Linked DNA regions of Homo sapiens: region 2 is linked to region 1. A link is a loop called in an ENCODE intact Hi-C map of the cell type or tissue named here. Cell type or tissue: MCF 10A. All regions are shown on one strand.

The links. A loop is a pair of places that touch in the nucleus more often than their neighbours do. Peaks named below come from ENCODE experiments on the same cell type or tissue, not always from the same donor. Only the 100,000 strongest peaks of a DNase experiment are listed, where the experiment ranks them.
Region 2: a loop joins it to region 1, with 7 times the contacts of the local background. A loop is called at or near these places in 2 of 110 quality-filtered maps.

What each region holds. Positions count from the first base shown.
Region 1 is chr4:153,633,411-153,635,910 of GRCh38, forward strand. It overlaps TMEM131L (transmembrane 131 like), which reads left to right. Exons shown (of 35, transcript NM_001131007.2): 33 at 782-870; 34 at 2,022-2,161. Among named protein-coding and RNA genes, the nearest start is that of TLR2, 50 kb to the right of the region's middle. In MCF 10A, a CTCF peak has its summit at 1,562 (motif pointing right); a DNase peak (open chromatin) is centred at 1,541.
Region 2 is chr4:154,312,922-154,315,421 of GRCh38, forward strand. All of the region lies in intron 10 of DCHS2 (dachsous cadherin-related 2), which reads right to left. Among named protein-coding and RNA genes, the nearest start is that of DCHS2, 180 kb to the right of the region's middle. In MCF 10A, a CTCF peak has its summit at 1,557; no DNase peak of the experiment used is centred here.

The DNA of each region.
Region 1 (2,500 bases):
TAGAGACAGGATCTTGCTTTGTTGCCTAGGCTGCTCTTGAACTCTTGGTCTCAAGCTATCCTCCTGCCTTGACCTCCCGAAGTGTTGGTATTATAGGCATGAGCCAATACACCTGGCCCAAATTTAAAGTTTTAAAAGATCAAATAATTTGAATATTGAAAAATAGTTACACAATGGCAGTTTCTCAAATTTGCTATTTGACATTAATATGTCATTCTATTAGGGAGTCTTAAGAAAATGTTAGATATTTAATCACAGAATCCATTTGATGGTTTTCTTGGTTCAGCTTATTACAACAGTATTTCCTATCTCATTTCTATAATAAGAATCTAGGTTGCAATAGGGATCAAAGTATAATGAAGTATAGTCTTTATAGTTATGCTTGTCTAAGATGAATGCTGGTCTTGCTCTGAGTGGACGTTTTTAATGGAACATGTTTAAGTCCTTCAGATGTGCACAAAGACACTTAAAGGTATTCCAGCTGTTCTTTCACAGTGCTGATAAAGCCACGGCTCTCTATTCTGTCTCTAGTTAGACTTAACAAGCATAGTTAAAAACAAGTGTGCTCCTAGTCCAGCCGTCCATCCTGCAGATGGCATGTCACTAGTGATCAGCATTTAGTAAGCCTTTGATTCTGTGACTTGAGAAAGTACATCTTTTATTTTCCAAAATTGGGGAATTCACAGTGATTAGGATGCTAGGCAGTAAAATCATTTTCCATTTTCTTTACTTGATGTCTTGACATCCTGTTTCTGATTAGACCACTTGTTTTTTGTGGCAGTTTCATTGATTGGAGTGCAACATGCGAAGGCCAGTTTTCCAGCGCATACTGTCCATTGGAATTGAACGATTACAATGCCTTTCCAGAAGGTAAGGGCTCTTCAGACAATCCCAACGCCATTATTTTATTCTTAGAAGGTCAAAGCAGGAAGTGTGTGGACTAAGAAGAATCCTTTTAACAGCGAGCAGACTTTGAGAATGAGCTTGCAGTAGACTGCCGAATGGCTTCATGTGGATCCAGTTGTGCACTGATGCCATATATAATTTTATATGACCCTCAAAAAGCCCTCAATTTTGGGTGTCTGGGGGCTTCAAAAATAACCCTAATCCATTTAGTCCTTCCAGTTAGGTAGAACTAGGTCATTTGGATCCATGTAGATGTAACATTGTTGGGTATCCATTGGGAAGCCGGGGCTTTAGCTGCTCGCTCTTCTTTTTAGGCAGTCAAGTCCCATGTGAAATAGAAACATTGGCCTGCTTCCTATTATGTCCTTAACTTCTCTGCCCTTGGGTGGTGCTGCAGAAGGAAGGAAAGAAGCTTGGAGGGGAAATTGTGGAAAATTGCAGATGCTTGGGCTCAAGCATCTGTAATAATAAAAAAATGAGAGCTATGGGATATCCCTGGTCAACTGGAAAATGCTCTATTGTGCACTACTGTTGGATCATGGTTTCTTATACTAGAGCTGCCCTTTCAGGGAAGGGATGTATCATTCTTATCTAGATTTTGATACATGCATTGCTCCATGCTAACCACAAGGGGGTGCTTTGGGAATGTTATGATTGTGAGGGTCTGTGTTCATTATGTTCTTAATGGTATCTAAGGAGTCCTTGGTTTTGGATTGCTGTATCAGCCCAGATGATATATGTGTAGGTCGCTGAGGTTGGCATGACAGGTAATAAAAACATTTTAAAGACTGGCAAGAACCTTGACACTATTTAGATATCTAGTAGTATTTTAATGTATTTTGTGTAATAGAAAGATTCCCATCAAGTGATCAAATAGAGAAAAACAAGCCAGGAGGAAGACCTTCCACATTGAGGGCTTCCCAGGTTGTGTGTCTGATAAAAAGTTTTAATCTTGAGAATGATGTTGCAACGACTCTCCTGGTCCACACGGACCAAGTATTTATGTCTGTAACTTGTCAGTATAGTGAGACCTTGAAAGCTTTTTTGCCTGAGAGTGAGAATTCAGTTCTCAATGAAAATGTTTACCTATGATGATATTCTCCCATTCTTTGTAGAAAACATGAACTATGCCAATGGCTTCCCCTGTCCTGCAGATGTTCAGACAGACTTTATTGATCACAACTCTCAGTCTACCTGGAACACCCCACCCAACATGCCTGCTGCCTGGGGACATGCCAGTTTCATCAGCTCTCCGGTCAGTGTTGCCCATCCTGTGCCGTGAACCCCTGGGCAGCTCTGAATTGTTTCCACTGCTTCCTTAATCCTGGTCTCAGCTAGCTTTAGCGTTGGGTTTGGACCAGCCAAAGCCTGGCTTGCTTCTTTTAGATCACAGAAGCCAGGGCTGGCCACCCTCTGAAGGAAACTGACATGTAATAATTAGATGGGTGGGGTCTTGCAGACATTGACATTCTGGCCACCCCAAATGAAAAACATCCCCAAACACACCAAGCAATGGTCCTTTGTAGATAAAATTGAACATGGGCCAGCCCTCTGTGTGACACAGCTGTCTTTATGTGGACTCACTGATCTTTAC
Region 2 (2,500 bases), 680 kb after region 1:
GATTTGATGAAATAAGGTGTTTCTCCCTGGCTCCAAGTGTAGACTTAGGCGGTGCAGTTGTACACCTAGTGCAGCACCAGGGATTCCAGAAAACCAGATGTAGTTTATTGAAGATGACCCCAGAAACAGAATACATTCTTATGGAATAGAGAATAACATCCACTAATGAATTCTATATTTCAGTGTGGCAATATACTGTTAAGTTATTTTACGTTTGACACCTTTGAGCGAATGTGAGTGGTATTCCCAGTGGGGCACCCTTTCCTCTTGGGAGTGGGGGAAGGGCACTGCAGGGGGAGCTCTTTTTTCACTAACAATGGCGCTCTTGTTGATGGCACCAAATGCTGCAGCAGTTTTAATACCTTAGTTAAAATCTGGTAGTTGTTTTTTCCTTTTGATACAAGAAGAAACTCCTGCTAGAGCTAATGTGAGTCATATACCATAAACATTCAGTGCTCAAATCCCTGTGGGCTTTGAATGCCAAATAACACTGTATACTTACATTTTTAAAAACTGCATCGTAGAATGCTAGAAAACACATGTTAAGCTCTCTAGTATTAAGGAACACTGTGGTATTTTTTTAAAAAAATACGTACTATAAAGTAAACCATTCATAAATTCCAGTGTAATGCCAGTTATGTTAAAATCTTGACTAAGTCATTTAATTCTCATGCATAATCCTGTTTCATTGTTTTAACCCAATAATCAAAAAAGAAAAAAAAAGATTGAGGGAAAATATATTCGAAAGTACGTGCATACACACAAATATTCACATGTGTTTACATAACCACCTACTTAACAGACCTGGCCTCATTAAAAACACTGAGATTTCCAGTAAATCAAAATTGTCTCCAAAATATGTAAGGTTACATGAGACTCATGAAGATGTTAATGTGTATTTCAATCATCCATTAATTCAGAAAAACAATAATTTTGTACCTAAATTCTCAGTTGGCATACCATAATCTCTAGAATAATAAAGTTTCAATTCAATTATAATTAGCAGGTTGCAGATAATTCATTCTAAATGAAAATAACATTAACACTGGGCAACTTGACAGTAAAAATCAGAAGAATATATTTATGGTAATTTTCTTTGGTTAATATATGCAAATTTTGAGAGAAATTCTTTTCTCCCTCTTCAAGCATTAAAGCAAGAGGAGCCTTTTTAGTAGAATCCATTACAAAAAAATAAAATTCATAAAATAAAGCAAGGCCAAAGGGAGGAAGCATTTTACATACCTTACTGTTTGCAAAATCACACAACATCAGCAATAAGTTCAGTATATGTCTATATACTTTGGGAAGTAGTTTTTGCATTGCTCAGCACCCTGTATTGCTCTGTTTCTACAGAGAACACTCTAAGAGAACTTTACTGAGCTAAAATTATTGTGAAACACAAAGCTTATGTATATTCTTCATTGTTTCTGACACCCTAAAAATGAATACTGCCAAAAACGTACTAAGTTCTAAGGACAGATTGGAGCAAACAATCGTTAGCATGCTTCGGACTCAACTCTTAGAAAAACTCTTTGATCACACTGCCCCACTCCGGTCAAAGACAGAAAATTGGGTTAGCCCTTGAAAAGAGTGTTAGTAACATCACATACAAATTCATGTAAAATGCATTTCATTAAAAGACAGTGTTTTCCAAGAGGGCAAAGTATTCAAATATTTTATAATTTACTTTAAAATTTCAAGTAAATGTATCTTTTGCCCCTTAAATTAACAATGTACAAGGAAATGCTATTATTAATACTATTTCCATAAAAATATCTATTACAATTCTTGCAAAAATATAACAAAATATTACATTGATATATAATGCCATTTGCTATATACAAACGTAAATTTTAAAAGACCGGATTATTAAGGTGAACTAACACGAATAGTTTATATTCATATAATATTCATATTTACATTAGTTCAGTGTTTCACATGTGAATGGGAATATAAACTATTCATATTAGTTCAGATGGAAAAATTCAGCATGTGCTGTGAATAAGAAACACAGCACTGTAATTTTTGTAATTATTTTGTTTAAGATAAAAACAGAATATGGTTAAAGTTGCTGAACCTTAGTTGCCAAAACAGCCACAGTGATGTTGAAAAGCAAGTCTAAGAAATTTATAAATTCCTAGCCATAGTAATTGTTTACTCCGAAGTCATTTGTCTGGACATAGTGTTTGAAAATAGTAAAAATAGTAACAAAGTTAACATATTGACCATTTATTGTGTCAGACACTGGTCTAAGCTCTTTACAAGTAATAATTCATTCATACTCATAACAAACTATAATTTAGGCTCTGTTATTATCTCCATATCACAGATAAGTAGGGAAATAGAAAGAATTAGTAACTTGTTCAAGGTCACATGGCATAAGTAAATGGTAGTTTTGGATTCAAATCTAGGCAGTCTGACACCAGCACCATGCCTCTTCCACTATGCTATATATACAGAGGAAATAAAGAACCATTTATCTTCTTCTTCTTCTCAATGT